Linked DNA regions of Homo sapiens: region 1 is linked to region 2. A link is an interaction called in ENCODE POLR2A ChIA-PET data of the cell type or tissue named here. Cell type or tissue: OCI-LY7. All regions are shown on one strand. Links, peaks and the distances in the headings refer to the core of each region. The heading gives the core; the rest is flanking DNA. Region 1 overlaps FMNL3 (formin like 3). Region 2 overlaps TMBIM6 (transmembrane BAX inhibitor motif containing 6).

What was found. ChIA-PET counts read pairs that join two places held together with the same protein. Peaks named below come from ENCODE experiments on the same cell type or tissue, not always from the same donor. Only the 100,000 strongest peaks of a DNase experiment are listed, where the experiment ranks them.
Region 1: POLR2A ChIA-PET joins it to region 2 with 16 read pairs; 6 of 35 experiments call an interaction of 5 or more read pairs at or near these places.

Annotation. Positions count from the first base shown.
Region 1 is chr12:49,683,095-49,691,423 of GRCh38, forward strand. All of the region lies in intron 1 of FMNL3 (formin like 3), which reads right to left. Among named protein-coding and RNA genes, the nearest start is that of FMNL3, 20 kb to the right of the region's middle. In OCI-LY7, for the core only: CTCF peaks have their summits at 5,065 (motif pointing right) and 5,274; a DNase peak (open chromatin) is centred at 7,747; H3K4me3 peaks cover 600 bases.
Region 2 is chr12:49,758,312-49,766,640 of GRCh38, forward strand. It overlaps TMBIM6 (transmembrane BAX inhibitor motif containing 6), which reads left to right. Exons shown (of 10, transcript NM_003217.3): 6 at 72-169; 7 at 372-451; 8 at 910-1,010; 9 at 3,393-3,468; 10 at 4,562-6,623. The coding sequence ends at 4,585. Among named protein-coding and RNA genes, the nearest start is that of TMBIM6, 21 kb to the left of the region's middle. RefSeq lists a silencer at 8,061-8,261. In OCI-LY7, for the core only: CTCF peaks have their summits at 4,900 (motif pointing right) and 5,116; a DNase peak (open chromatin) is centred at 4,890; H3K27ac peaks cover 1,129 bases.

The DNA of each region.
Region 1 (8,329 bases), core at 129-8,128, 75 kb before region 2:
TTCTCAACAACTGTGCTTCTCTCCTTGTGACCTTACATAAGTCCTAGGAGTTGTCCCTCCCCATCACTGAAGGGCTGTGCTGTGAGACTGGAGAAAAGCTCACATTTTTATTGACAGTAGGCATAGATGACTCTCAAATATGTATTTCTATCCCAGACTTCTCCTTTGAGATTCAGCTTTAAATACTCAACCCCCATTAGACATTCCACCCAGACTTCCACAGGCTTTGCAACCTCATGTGTCTCAAAGTGGCCTCATCACTTTTCCTTCTAAGGTATTTCTTCTACTGTGTTCCCTTGTTAGAGTAGTTAACTCTAATCTAGCAAGCTAGAAATCTGGGTGCCATCCTCAATGCCTCCCTTCTCCCTCACCTCTATCCTCACAATGTAAAATCTAATCAGCCATCAAAAATTGAAATAAAATCTAATCAGTCATGAAAATTTAACTATTTATTAATAGTTAACATTTATTTGACTGTCCCATCATCTCCATTGTGCAAACTGGTCCCAGTTTAGGCTCCCATCATCACCACCACAGAGCCAAGGCCTTCCACTCAGCTGCCTACCTCCAATTCTGGTTCCTTCCCATGGTTGCCAGACTGACCTACCCACAACTCACAATCTGACTATGAAACACATAAAGCACAGTCTCTTCCACATGGCATTCAAAGCCCTCCTTACCACTTGAGCCCTGCCTCCCACGAGTCTCTGCCTTACACTTTACACTTCAACGGCACTGAGCAGCTCTGAGAGGGTTCTCTGAACACATCATGCTGTCTCAATTTAATGCCTCTGCTCATGCTGTCCTCTCTACCTGGAATGCTTTCTTTTCCAAACTTCTGTCCTATTCCTAAATACCCTTTTAGCCAGCAGAGATTTCCTTCTCTGGGCAATATTCCCCAAGCCCCACCTCTCTACTGTGCTCTCCCGATGCTTCCTGCATCTCTACAGAACTGCACTTAGACAGCTTTATGTTATAATTACATGTTTAATGTGTTTGTCTCCCCCTCTAGACTGAACTCCTGGGGGCAGGATGACTGTCTTAGTCACCTTTCTCCAGCTCTTAACACAATTCTAAGCACTTGCTGAGTGCATGAGTACTAGGCTACACTTGCTGAGTCTTTGAGGGCTGCTATCTTGCCCCCTCTCTGTTTCTAGGCAGGGAAAATGACACCTTAACCATTCTCAGTTCACCACCTCAGAGGCCCTCCTGAGTGCTGATGTGATTCTTTAGCCGCCCTGCCACAAAATAAGGCTCTCTCTGCCCTCTTGCCTCCAAGACAATCAGAAGCAGCTGGTAGTGCTTTTGTACTGTTATGACACCAACTTGACATTTCCCTGGATCTGTGGGCAACAAGTACTAGATGCTTTCTTTACAATTCTTGGAAAGAATCAACTGAGAAGCCAAATTCTACTGGACATTGTCTAGCTGGTTATCCTCTAGCTTCTGAGATGATGCTCAAAACTTTTAACAAGGACATTCTAGAGAAATGACAGATAAATGCTTTGGGACGCCACCGCGACCTGTTGCCCCATAAATGCACAAGAGATTCTTAATTCTTTAGTCAGCCACCATGCCAGCAATAATTAAACAAGCCCAAAGGGAGCAATTCATAGCTGCTATTGGACCATCAATCTGGAACTCATGACAGATGCCATCAGAAAATAATCTGCAGACGTGAGCACTTCATGAGGGAGCAGATTCACCAAGTGTCCTGCCTGCCAAGGGCCTGAGGATAATGAGTGCTTATATGAGGTTGATTCTGCTGAGTGGCAAGTAAAAACAAAATAACCACAACCACAAACGAGAAGTCTGTCCAAAGTAAGGGGCCCAAGCATACTCTGGACACAGAAGGGGTCCAAACAAAGATGCTCTTTCCTGGTCAGATATCTCTGGCCCATCCATTCTAGAACATTGTCTGGGCCTCACTTCAGGGCTGGCATTGAAATGAGAGGAGTATGTGATCTCAAGTCTACGAAATGAGCCCATATAACAGCAACTCTACCACCCCAGAGTTCAATAAAATCCCAGGAGCACAGGTCTCAACCTCAGCTGGTGTATGATGGTTTTACCCTTGGTAAACGCCCCCAGTTTTAAAATAAGGTCCAGGCCGGAAGCAGTGGCTCACGCCTGTAATCCCAACACTTTGGGAGGCTGAGGCAGGCAGATCACTTGAGCCCAGGAGTTCGAGACCAGCCTAAGCTGCATGGCGATATCCCTAGCTGGGCATGGTGGCACGCGCCTGTAGTCCCAGCTACTCAGGAGGCTGAGGCAGGAGAATCACCTGAACCCAGGAGGTGGAGGTTGCAGTGAGCCAAGATGGTGCCACCGGACTCCAGCCTGGGAGACAGAGAGAGACTCTGTCTCAAAATAATAATAATAATAATGTCCCTCCATGGCTACACAAGAGACAAAATGTGCTAAAGGGCAGGCCAACAAAAGCCAAGAATTACCCCAGTACCTGGAGGTCCCTAAAGCCTGTGGAAAGGTCATGACTAGGCCAACATTATTGAGTATAAAAGAAAGGTGACTAGTACGTGCTGTTCAGTGACTTTACAACTTCAAGGTACAGAAAAACAGTCTCTACCCTTCAACAATAATTCTTATTTCTTAAATATTTTTGTTAGGCTCCTCAATACCAGATCTCTGATTCAAGAAGTTAATGGCCTTCAAATAATATTTCTATTTAAGGCTGGGTGCGGTGGCTCACAACTGTAATCCCAGCACTTTGGGAGGCCAAGGCAGGGGGATCACTTGAGGTCAGGAATTTAAGACCAGCGTGGCCAACACGGTGAAACCCCGTCTCTACTAAAAATACAAAAATTAGCCAGGCTTGGTGGCGGGCGCCTGTAATCCCAGCTACTCGGGAGGCTGAGGCACGAGAATCACTTGAACCTGGGAGGCAGAGGTTGCAGTGAGCTGAGATTGTGCCACTGTACTCCACCCTGGGCGACAGAGCGAGACTCGGTCTCAAAAATAAATAAATAAAAATTCTATTTAAAATGTTTTGGTTTTTGGAAGGGGAGGGTTTGAGACAGGGTCTCACTTTGTCACCCAGGCTGGAGTGCAGTGGCATGATCATAGCGTACTGCAGCCTCAATCTCCCAGGCCCAAGCAATCCTTCTGCCTCAGCCTCCCAAAGTGCTGGGATTACAGGCATGAGCCACTGTGTCCAGCCTTCTACTTAAAATGTACTGAGCATCCTGGCTGGACGTGGTGGCTCACACCTGTAATCCCAGCACTTTGGGAGGCCGACGCAGGCGGATCACGAGGTTAGGAGACCAATACCATCCTAGCTAACACAGTGAAACCCTGTCTCTACTAAAAATACAAAAAAATTAGGCGTGGTGGCGGGCGCCTGTAGTCCCAGCTACTTGGGAGGCTGAGGCAGGAGAATGGCATGAACTCGGGAGGCGGAGCTTGCAGTGAGCAGAGATTCCGCCACTGCACTCCAGCCTGGGCGACAGAGCGAGACTTCATCTCCAAAAAAAAAAAAAAAAAAAAAAGTATTGAGCACCTTTATGTCAGTCACTGAGCCCCAAAACTCTTAAAAAAGGCTTGGCTGAGCATCCATCCCTACACTCCTTGCAGCTGCTTCCCAGACCAGACTTCATATTTCTCTTCAAGACCAGAACACACAGAGTGACTTCAGGAAATCTTGAGAGAATCAGACTTGAGAAGCCTAGGAAAGACAAGTATCTATTTACAGTTAATCAGCACCCTACCCGGCCCTGCAGACAGTTCTGACAACTGGAGCCAGGAAGAATCAACCACAGGCTCTGACTGGGGCCCACCTGAGGCTAGGAGCCAGTTGGACCCCCAGATGAGTACTGACTCTGATCCCCACCCAGACTGGCTGCACTGCCATAGGGAGCCCCTTCCTCGGAGACACACTCAGGCACTGGGATCCAAAGTTCATGGAAAGTTTCACTTTCTCTTATAGCTCAACCCCCAAAACTGCCTGATAATCTTATCATCTTATCTAAATATCTTCCCCATTCCTTTTTTTTTTTTTTTTGAGACGGAGTCTCATTCTGTCTCCAGGCTGGAGTGCAGTGGCGCGATCTCGGCTCACTGCACCCTCCGCCTCCTGGGTTCAAGTGATTCTGCTGCCTCAGCCTCCCAAGTAGCTGGGACTACAGGTGCCCGCCACCACGCCCGGCTAATTTTTGTATTTTTAGTAGAGACAAGGTTTCACCATGTTGGCCAGGATGGTCTTGATCTCTTGACCTCGTGATCTGCCCACCTTTACCTCCCAAAGTGCTGGGATTACAGGCATGAGCCACCGCGCCTGGCCCCTCTCTCTTATTTTTTAAGAGACGGGGTTGTCCAGGCTGGACTCAACCTCCGAAAGTCAGGGGATCCTCCTGCCTCAGCCTCCCATGCAGCTGGGACTACAGGCACATGCCACCACACCTGGCTATAACCCCCAATGACCATCTATCTCTTTATCTTACCTTCTTTTTCTTCATGGTACTTCTTGCTACTTAACACTATATTATATACCTGTAGATTTGTTTATTGTTCTCCCCAACAACAATGTGAATGCTATGAGACTGGCTTGTCTTTTTTGTTCACTGTGGTATCACTGATGTCTAAAATACAGAGTAAACACTCAATAAATAGTTGTTGAATGAATAAACGAGTGATCATGCAAAGATTTTTAAACTCTGCTTCCATCCTAGTGGGGCTACATGAGAAGCAAGACTGAATAATGCCTACTTTCCAGAAAGCCCTATAAACCTGTTGCTGAACCCTAACATTCCCTCCAAATATCTCCCTAAAGTCCTCCACATCTCACTCCCAGGCCCACAAACCCTAACCCACCCCAGAGCAAGTATTAAAGACAGAAAATGGAACAGCACCCAGGGAGGAGACACATTTTTCCTCCAGTTAAGTACAGTCCAGAACCTCTGCAAATTAAAAGCTCCCTCTTCACTGAATCCACTCAGCTATAGTTATAGGTCACACTTTTTATTTTTATAACCAGCCAACCCATCAAATTATAGGCTCAGGCCACTGGGAGGCACGCCAAACACTGGGGCCAGCCTAGCCTAGCAGAGGCACTGCCCCTTCTGGCCTGAGAGGGGGTACAGGAGTGAGGACTGAGCACCAGTCAAACCTGAAAGGGCAGAAGCCACCATCACCCTGCAGGGGACAGTCTAGCGAGAAGCCTGGATCTCACTCAGGCCAAACTGCTGCCCATAAGGGAGACAGATTCCAGGATTCTCCACACAGCAGACAAGAGAACTCTTAACCTTATAAAGCATACCTAGAAGTTTCCCTACAATTAATTTCCAAACTCCTTACCAAGGCCAACAAGGTCCCACATAATCTGGGCCCTGCTCACCTTTCCTATACCTTCTCGGACTCTCCTCAGCATCCTTGTAGACCAGTCTGGCCTTCTTGCAGTTCCTCAAATGTGCAAAGTTCTTTTCCACCCCAGGGCTTTGCAAAAGTTGTTCTCTTCCTAGAAAACTCATCCCCCAGATCTTTATATATAGCTATGATGATGGCTTGTGGTAAGTGGGTCTGCAAGAATGAACCAAAGAAACTGCTAAGAAGTCCATTACAACAGACCAGGCAAGAGCTGAAGATCAACTACAGTAGTGGTAGTACAGATAGAAAGGTGAGAGGGACAGCAGCCCAGACTAACTCCAAGTGCTTGGCCTGGATAATTAGCTGGAAGAGTGCCATTCCCCCCAAAATACAATGTATAAGAAAACACTAGCAGGTATAAAGTGGCTCACAAACATTGGACACTGTTACTATGAAATGAGATATATTTATTGAGCATCTACTATGAACAAGGCATTGTTAATAATAAAAATTATTTAGTACAAGACAACATTTTACCCTAAAGAAAGGCAAAAATGGGCTGGGCATGGTGGCTCATGCCTGTAATCTCAGCACTTTGGGAGGCTAAGGTGCAAGGATCACTTGAGCCCAGGAATTCAAGGCTGCAGTGAGCTATGATCACACTACTGCACTCCAGCCTGGGCAAGAAAGAAAGATCCTAACTCAAAAAATAATTTTTTTTAAAGGAAAGCAAGACAGATTTGGCAATGGAAAGAATTAGTTCAAAACTTGCTGACTAGAAATGGAAGCTTCTACATTTGAAGACTTCTGCAGTTCAAGGGTAACACATGGGATCATTTTCTATCCAGTTTCACTTAAATCAAATTATTCTGATTCTCTAACCTATGAGGATTGAGCATTTATCTCTCATATATATCAATCATTCAACTTTAAATGAGAAAACTCATGAATGGCCAGAGACCAGTTACCAACTATTCTCTATTCCCTGTTGAAACCCTGGGCAGGAAAGTCCCTTTTCTAACAATCAAGAAATGTTCAGGCTAGGCACGATGGCTCATGTCTACAATGCCAGCACTTTGAGAAGCTGAGGTGGGCAGATATGGCTTGAGCCCAGGAGTTCAAGACCAGCTTGGGCAACACAGCAAGATACCATCTCTACAAAAAAGTAAGAAGCACAACTGTAGTCCCAGCTACTAAGGAGGCTGAAATGGAGGACGGCTTGAGCCTAGGAGTTGGAGGCTACAGTAAGCCATGATCACACTATTGCACTTCAACCTGGGTGACAGAGCAAGCCCATTTCAAAAAAATAAGAAATGTTCAGACAAAACTCAGTGTGTACTGGCCATCTGTCCTGATCCAAGCTCACATCTGTCTATAACTAAACTCCTCTATTCCAGCAGCAGGGCTCCTGGCTGCCCCTCATATAGCTGCTTCATTCCTCCTCCTTAATTCCCTCCCATACAGCTCTGGCCTGGAACAATCTCCTCTCTCCTGATCTACAGCTGATTAAAGACCTGACTAAATCCCCTGTCCTCCTTAAAGCACTGCCTATTTAGCACTCCTATACCACACTGATCCTCCCCTAGCTCTCCAATCTTTCTGTGTTTATAGCTGTGTGGCACCCTATCACCTCATGATCTCACTTGGTCTTCACAAAAGCATGTGATTGGGCAAGACAAACAGTATTCCCACATTACAGATAAAATACAGCACAGAGTCTCACAGACAACCTGAGGACATGCACTTGCTTTAATTCTCTAGTTCAAAATATAGTTTTAAGTACATACACATTTTGTCTCTCCAACTCAGATAGCAAGCATTATCTTCTATTTATTTTGTATACCCCCAAGTACAAGGGAAAGTGCTGTGTATACAGCAGGCACCTATGACGTATTAACTTAATAAATCATGAAAGAAAAGAAAATGGAATGAACATTTAGAATAGACCCAAGACTTCCCAACCTAAAGCCTTCTTTGTTACACTCTCTCTTAACAACCTGTTCTTTGCCTTCCAAGAATATATCATAATTAAATATTTATTTAATATCTGTATTTTCCTCTAAACTCTATGAGGGCAAAGGAATTCTTAGATTTTTCACCACTATATACCTAGTGATATCAAGAGCACGTAGTAAATTTAAAACAAAAAACAAGAAAACAAAACTTCTCGAATAGCAGATGTCCTAGTAGGATAGCTAAGATCCAAACCCAAATCTGGCTGACTCTAAAGCCCAAATCTTTCCACCACACCTCTTAGCAAAGGAGAACTTGTTCGGTAAACTTTCCCCTATATTCTGCCACAATCCACTCAATCCACTCCAAAGCAGTAGTAAGAGCAAAGGAGAGTCAACCCCGCAAAAAGGAAACTATAGTTAAGAAAGTGGAGCTGGGCGCAGTGCCAGCACTTTGGGAGGCCAAGGCAGGAGTGCGAGACCAGCCTGGGTAACATGGTGAAACCTTGTCTCTACAAAAAATACAAGAATTAGCCAGGCGTGGTGGTGCACCTGTGGTCCCAGCTACCTGGGAGGGTGAGGTGGGAGGATCACTTGAGCCCAGGAGGCTGAGGCTACAGTGAGCCAAGATTGCGCCACTGCACTCCAGCCTGTGTGACAGTAAGACCCTGTCTGAAAAGCAACAACAAAAAAAACTGGGCTTTGGCATCAGGCTGCTTGGACTCAAATCCCAACTTTGCCACCTACTAGTGTGTGATCCTAGGTGAGCTATTTAACCTACCTGGACCTCAGTTTCCTCTTCTATAAAATGGAGATAACAAGTACTTCACAGAGTTGTGATGATTAAATGAGATAATGTGTGTAAAGTGTTTTGCATGGTGCCTGGTATACCATTATCACACAATAAATGTTAGCTATTAAAATTATTAGCTATCCTTATTCCTAGAAGGCAAGAACCTAGAGAAAATGATTGTCACGGTGGTCACAGCTGCTGAACCGACTTGACTTTGAGAAGCTGAGATGCAGCACAGCCTAGAGCTCAGGTTTATTCTCTTTGT
Region 2 (8,329 bases), core at 128-8,127:
TTATGAATATACCTTCTAAATGTAGACCGTATACCTGTAGCCCTTAATCTAATGGTCTTTTTTTCTAACAGCATCCTTCCCACTGCTTTCATGGGCACGGCAATGATCTTTACCTGCTTCACCCTCAGTGCACTCTATGCCAGGCGCCGTAGCTACCTCTTTCTGGGAGGTAAGTGTGAACTGGGAAACAGGGAATGGGGGCTCCTTTTTAGCCAGAATTCTCACTAGTACTCCTTCCTTACCCCTAACTCCTTTGCGACTATTGAGTTGAGATTAACCTTCATTCTGGGGGAAGTTAAGGAATGGCTTTAATGGGATTGCTTTACTTTGCCTTGGCTTCTCTCAAGACAGCTTTTTGCTGTGTCTTATAGGTATCTTGATGTCAGCCCTGAGCTTGTTGCTTTTGTCTTCCCTGGGGAATGTTTTCTTTGGATCCATTTGGCTTTTCCAGGTAAGACTTAGCCTGGAACTTTCCAGCAGCCATTTGCCTCACACTTCTTTCTTTCCTTTTTTTTTTTTTTTTGCACTTCTTTCTGTACTACTTTGGGCAGTGCTCTCTAAGCCTTCCCATTATCCTTCATAGGATGGAGCCTTCTGCCACAAGTGAAAACAGGCTGCACAAGGTTGGGCATTGCTAAGAGAAAATGGTTTGCTCAGACACCATTTGTGTAAGGCCAGTCTGGCAGTGGCTGATTGTTAAAATGATTGAAACTCTTCCAGTGACCAGTGCAGTATTGTGCCTAGGGAAGTAAAGTGGTCTTCACCCTAGGCTGCAGTTCTCGTGAATGGTAATGTTCATAGGGTTCACATTTGATGTACTTTCAAGTGACTATGAGCCAGAAAGTATGGCTGGTTTTTTTTTCTCTGCAACTTCTGCTGTATAGTAACTTCATCTCTTACATTTGTTAGGCAAACCTGTATGTGGGACTGGTGGTCATGTGTGGCTTCGTCCTTTTTGATACTCAACTCATTATTGAAAAGGCCGAACATGGAGATCAAGATTATATCTGGTGAGTGTGGGAACTAGTCTTTAACAAGCATGAAGGTTGAGGCATACCGTTCAGCAGCTGAACTTAGGTTGGCATTGGCTGAACATAGGTGGCCAAGCTTTGGGAGTGTATGTGGTAGGAAACCCACGGTTTTGGAACTGTGTACCATAATCTTCCTCAATTCCTGAAAGATTTCAGATTTTTTAAAAATCTGGGCTAATAGGCCAGGTGTGGTGGCTCACACCTATAATCCTAGCACTTTGGGAGGCTGAGGCCACTGGATCGCTTGAGCTCAGAAGTTTGAGACCAGCCTGGGCAACATGGCGAAATCCCATCTCTACTAAAAATATAAAAAAATTAGCTGGGCATGGTGGCACATGTATATAATCCCAGCTACTCAGGAGGCTAAGGTATAAGAATCATTTGAACCTAGGAGGTGGAGGTTGAAGTGAGCCAAGATTGCACCACTGCACTCCAGCCTGGCAACAGAGCGAGACCCTGTCTCAAAAAAAAAAAAAAAAAAGTGTGGGGGCCGGGCACGGTGGCTCACGCCTGTAATCCCAGCACTTTGGGAGGTCGGGGCAGGCGGATCACGAGGTCAGGAGATCGAAACCATCCTGGCTAACACGGTGAAACCCTGTCTCTACTAAAAATACAAAAAATTAGTCGGGCGTGGTGGCGGGCACCTGTAGTCCCAGCTACTCAGGAGGCGGAGGCAGGAGAATGGTGTGAACCGGGGAGGCGGAGCTTGCAGTGAGCGGAGATTGCACCACTGCACTCCAGCCTGGACGACAGAGCGAGACTCCTTCTCAAAAAAAAAAAAAAAAAAAGTGTTGGGGGGTGGCTATATATTTACATATCCATAGTGGCTACCTCCAAGCAGAAGTGAGGGAAAGAGATCTTTCTCCTTTTCCTATTTATACTTCTGTATTTTTTAAACAATGAGTAGAAGATACACTCTTTTTTTAGAGACAGGGTCTCGCTCTGTTGCCTAGGCAGTAGTGTGGTGCCATGAACACAGCTCGCTGCAGCCTGAATTTACTGTGCTCAAGCAGTACTCCTGCCTCAGCCTCTTGAGTAGCTGGGACAACAGGCACGTGCGACCATGCCAGGCTAATTTATTTTTTGTAGAGATGGGGTCTTACCATATGCCCAGATTGGTCTCAAGCAGTCCTCTTGCCTTGGTTTCCCAAAGTGTTGGGATTACAGGCTTAAGCCACCATGCCCAGCCACTTTTTTTTTTTTTTTTTTTTTTTGAGACAGTTTTGCTTTGTCACCCAGGCTGGAGTGCGGTGGCAACATCTCAGCTCACTGCAACCTCCGCCTCCTGGGTTCAAGCGATTCTTGTGCCTCAGCCTCCCTAGTAGCTGGGATTACAGGCACTCTCCACCACGTCCAGCTAATTTCTGTAATTTTAGTAGAACGAGGTTTTGCCACGTTGCCCCGTGAGGACATGGTGTCGAACTCTTGGCCTCAAGCAATCTGCCTTCCTCAGCCTCCCAAAGTGGTGGGATTACAGACATGGGCCACCATGCCCAGCTCACTTTTTTTTTTTTGAGACGGAGTTTCGCTCTTGTTGCCCAGGCTGGAGTGCAACGGTGTGATCTTGGCTCACCGCAGCCTCCGTCTCCCGGCTTCAGGTGTTTCTCCTGCCTTAACATCCTGAGTAGCTGGGATTACAGGCATGCACCACCATGCCCGGCTAATTTTGTATTTTTAGTAGAGATGGGGTTTCTCCATGTTGGTCAGGCTGGTCTCAAACTCCTGACTCAGGTGATGCCCGCCTCAGCCTTCCAAAGTGCTGGGATTACAGGTGTGAGCCACTGTGCTCGGCACTTTTTTTTTAATGTAGTGATTCTCTCAGTCTCATGACTAATTAGTGGTAGTTAAGGGTTCAGACTTGGACCTCTGCAGAGTTCAGAGCGCTTGAGACAGGGCTTGCTCTGTCACCCAAGCTGCAGTAGGAGAGTGGCACTGTCATGGCTTACTGTAGACTCAAGCTCCCTGGGCTCAGGTGTTCCTCCCATCTCAGCCTCCTCAGTAGCTGGGATTACAGGCACATGCCACAATGCCCTGCTAATTTTTGTAGAGACGGGATTTTGCTATGTTACCCAGGTTGGTCTCGAACTCCTGGGCTCAAGCAGTCCACCTGCCTCAGCCTCCCAAAATGTTGGGATTACAGGCATGAGCCACTGTGCCTGGCCCAGTCTCTTTTCTCTATGCTGCATGACTTCGATGAGTCTAAAGGATCTCAGACACCAGAGTTTTACTTCCTTAGTTGGGGGTAAAGTGTGGGAGAAGCTGGCTCGTGGGGGTAGGGGTGGGGTTTATATTCTGCATCTTTGTGGGCTTGTGGATAAAAAAGTCTGAAGTACAGATCCTAATCTGGTTCTTGCCTTTCAGGCACTGCATTGATCTCTTCTTAGATTTCATTACTGTCTTCAGAAAACTCATGATGATCCTGGCCATGAATGAAAAGGTTAGTTAGCCTACAACCCAAAGATGAGACAATAATGGCTCCTGAGCTTGGCATGTGTGTATACTTCAGATTTGAAAACTTGCTCACACACTGTGTTAGGTCCAGGGTAACTGTAAGGCAGGCCACTGAGTAAGAGGTAAGCCAGAAGTCTTCAGTTGTTAGAAAAAAAGCAGCAAGTGAAAAAAAAATTTTTTTAACTAATTCCTGCGTTTAGTATGAAAGGGAAAAAAGCTTCAGTGGCAGTAAACACAACCTGCTACATGAATAATTTAAAGGCTATATAGTTGTGACTCAGAGAAAGGTATTGTGGAGGACGTTGTAAATTTCAGAAGTAGACTAATTTTATCCATTTGTTAATTTTTTTTTCCAAGGAAGCATTCTATATAGGGCTAATGAGTATCTAACGTAGTTGAGTCAAGCAGTGGGGGAAACAAATGAAATGAGCTTTTCTTTATAGACCTTATGGAGCTTAGAGATAGCATAGTGGTAGCGGGAGTAGTTGACCAGATAGGATTGCTGGCTCTGTCTGGGCTATGCCATGGTTGGACTGAGCACTAGGCAGATGTACAAGTTTCAGAACAAGCAACTGAATTTTCATTCCTTAATACATTGGGCTTCCATCCAAGATTGAATGAAGAATTCTGCTGGACCAAATTATTTCTGAATGTCAGTTTATGCCAGAGTCATGCTCACTTTGCAGGGTGGAGCACTTCTCGCGCCTAATGGTTGGTTGGTGGTCTTGGCCTCTAGTTTCACTCTTTGAGGATAGAGTGCCATCTGCAGCCTTCACTGTTGGGATCTGAGCTGTAGTGGCTGTGAATAGCCTAGAGTGGTCAGGCAGCCCACCTCGGCACTCCTGGGGTGGGGGTGGGGACAGCTGCTTAACCTTTATTCTTGGTCGGTCTGTCGGCAACTTTGGGAACCACCAGTAGGATGTGGTTAAGATTCAGTTCTTGCTGAGCTAAGGAAGCATTTCTCATTTCTTTTTAATTGTCTGGCTCACTTCTAGTCCCTAACTAAATGCTCACTCAAGAGTTTTAGCTTGAATGTCAAATGTCAAAAAATTAATTGGGTGATTTTTCTCCATTTCTAGGATAAGAAGAAAGAGAAGAAATGAAGTGACCATCCAGCCTTTCCCAATTAGACTTCCTCTCCTTCCACCCCTCATTTCCTTTTTGCACACATTACAGGTGGTGTGTTCTGTGATAATGAAAAGCATCAGAAAAGCTTTTGTACTTTGTGGTTTCCTCTATTTTGAATTTTTTGATCAAAAAACTGATTAGCAGAATATAGTTTGGAGTTTGGCTTCATCTTCCTGGGGTTCCCCTCACTCCCTTTTTTGTCAACCCCATCTGTAGCCTCTTCCTCTACTCAGGCAGTCGACCCGCCACGATGAGAAGTGGGACCAGCAGAGGGCGCCAACTTCAGGAGTCCGCTTTCCCACCAGGCTTCATTCACCCAGTGGACCTGAACTGTTTGGTAGAGCCACCCGGCCCTTCCTTCCTCATTGTTGTTTGGTATGCGCACAGTTCCTGTGGGACTGGGCCGTGAGTTTTCCATTGGAAAGAAGTTCAGTGGTCCCATTGTTAACTCAGCCTCAAATCTCAACTGTCAGGCCCTACAAAGAAAATGGAGAGCCTCTTCTGGTGGATGCTTTGCTCCCTCTGAGCTGCCCATGCTGGTCTGGCAAACACACCTTTCTGCTTTGCCTTCACAAAAGTAATGTGTTCCCTTTCCCACCCCTTGCCTGACCCTCAGGGAGTCAGCCTGCTTCCATCCATGGGTGGGAAGACTTCAGCACAAAGGAAAGACTAATTCTTGTCAGGCATTTTTGAAAAGGCTGATTATGTGTATCAAGGTACAGCATCGTAGGGTTCCCCTAAACTTGCCCTGTTTTTGTTTTTTTAGTTTGTTATCCCCTTACTGAGCGGCCTCTACTAGGTGGCTGTGATTAAATGTCCCAAGCAAGGATAGGGAAGGGGAATGGTTGAGCCTCTGGAGATCATTGTAACCAATCCTGCCAGACCTGTTTGGGGCAGTGGGGAGCAAACCTAGATAAGGACCTGTTTGGGGCAGCAGGGAGCAAAATCTCCTTTAACAACCAAGCAGTTCCTCATTCACATCAACAGAGCGAGGCTGTGATAACTTAGGAGGCAGCAATCCTAATAGTCCTTCAGTGCATTTTAGTCTGTCTCCAACTGGACACCAGTAGGTAGTGTCAAGCCAGAGATTCGGGGCAGTAGATAAATGTTCATTTTACTGATGCACTTTAGTTTTTGGTCTGTTACCTGTTTTCCAGAAATTTGTGGCCTTTTAGGCGGGAGTTAGGCGACCAAACCAGTGAGAGCCCCAATCCCTGCAGTTTTGTGGCTTCAAGTGTGGGTGGACAGTCCTAATGGGGATCTCCAGCTCCTTCCTGTGGGCTGCCACAGACAGCTACCCCCAGAAGGGTCAATGTTGGGAGTGGTTGTGGCTCTGAGCTGCTCTACAGAGCTTCAGTGTGAGAGGATCGAGCCATTGAAAGCTCATTACCAGTAGGACATAATTTTTGGCTCTCCCTATTCACAACCAGTGCACAGTTTGACACAGTGGCCTCAGGTTCACAGTGCACCATGTCACTGTGCTATCCTACGAAATCATTTGTTTCTAAGTTGTGTTTATTCCTGGAGTGACATGCCACCCCGAATGGCTCACTTTCACTGAGGATGCTGTCCTCTGATTTAGCTGCTGCCTCCAGCCTCTGGCTTGAGAACTTACTAAAGGCACTTCCTTCCTGTTAAACCCCTGTTAACTCTCCATAAATTTGGTGATTCTCTGCTAGGCCTAAGATTTTGAGTTAACATCTCTTGAAGCCAAACTCCACCTTCTGTGCTTTTTGCTTGGGATAATGGAGTTTTTCTTTAGAAACAGTGCCAAGAATGACAAGATATTAAAAAAAAAAAAGAAAGAAAAAAAAAAAAACACCTACTTTTAAAGAAAATACCTAACAGATTTTTAATATAGTTATCTCTACCACTTTCTTTTCTAGTTTCTTGATTTTCAGCTCAGGCTGCATTCTAACTCATACTGTGAAGACAAAGGTGTTTTTGATTCAGAAATATATGAAATCTGCATAGTCTTAATTTGTAAAAAATAAAGAAAATTCCTTAACCTTTCCTGGTGTTTGTGTTAAATTCAAGGGTACAGCTGGTCATGGAGCTTGTGATACTGCCAGGGTTTGCTACTGGGGGCTGGGAGTGGGACACGATTGAGTTCGTGTCATAAGTATGAACAGAGACAAAGACCTCCCACTCTGTAGCCCCAGCATGCCACAAATGTTGAGAATTTTCTCTGTCAAATATGTAAGCCAGTTTTTTTTCCAGTCCTCTCCACCCCCTGCCACCTTTGCTATATGTTGTTTGTGGTGATATGTGCAGTTGGTTCAGATGTGCAGCCAAGCTTTGGAGTTTGAGGATGCATAATGGAAAAAAGGCAAATGATACCCACTCATTCTGCAAGTATTTTTGTTCACCCACTGCTGCCCGGCTGTATTCTAAGTGCATTAGTTAATAAAGATGTAAAAGTTGGCCAGGCATGGTGGCTTATGCCTGTAATCCCAGCACTTTGGGAGGCCAAGGTGGGCAGATCTCGAGGTCAGGAGTTCAAGACCAGTCTGGCCAACATGGTGAAACCCCATCTCTACTAAATACACCAAAAAAAAAAAAAAAAAAAAAAAATTAGGCAAAGTGGCAGGCACTTGTAATCCCAGCTACTTGGGAGGCTGAGGCAGGAGAATTACTTGAACCTGAGAGGTGAAGGTTGCAGTGAGCTGAGATGCACCACTGCATTCCAGCCCGGGTGACAGAGAAAAAAAGTCGGCCAGGCGTGGTGGCTCACGCATGTAATCCCAGCACTTTGGGAGGTCGAGGCAGGCGGATCACCTGAGGTCAGGAGTTTTGAGACCAGCCTGGCTAATAAGGTGAAACCCCGTCTCAACTAAAAATAACAAAAAATAGCCCGGCATGGTGGTGGGCGCCTGCAGTGCCAACTACTCGGGAGGCTGAGGCAGGAGAATCGCTTGTACCCGGGAGGCAGAGGTTGCAGTGAGCCGAGAGCGCACCACTGCACTACAGCCTAGGCGACAGAGACTCCCATCTCAAAAAAATAATAAAAGTCCTTGTCATAGTTCAGATATGAGATTATCAATCGGAACTTGCATTACAATCAGGTTGCTCAATTCTGTGTTTGTGTTTTTGTTTTGATTTTTGGAGACAGGGTCATGGTCTTGCCCTGTCACCCAGGCTGTAGTGCAGTGATGCGATCATGGCTCACAGCAACCTCAGTCACCTGAGCTCAAGTGATCCACCTCAGCCTCCCGAGTAGCTGGGACCACAGGAACATGCCACTGCACCCCGCTGATTTAATTTTTGTAGAGGTGGGATCTCACCATGTTGCTCAGGTTATGTTGAACTCGTGTTCCTCAAACGATCCACCTTAGCCTCCCAAAGTGCTGGGATTATAGGCTTAAGCCACCATGCCGAGCCTAGTAGCTCAATTTTACCATGCTTGTTCTCCGCTTGTCATATTCATTGTAGACCCAGGCCTTCCTGTTAGAATTTGACCATTATTCTGACTGGTTCATCTAGGTTACTCCCAGTTGACCTGTTCGGACTCCACATGTGCCCGTGCCAACTAAGGATAGCCATTTTCCTTAAGCTTGGGAAATATTCCTTAAGCATCTTTTCTCTCTTGCTGACTTTGAGAAAAGACTGGTCCTAAAGACTCTTTAAAGCCCCCATTTTATCTGCTAGGGGAGAAGTACAAGGTGCAACACCTTTTGAGTGTTTACAAGGTCAGGCACTGTACAAAGTGCCTTACATGG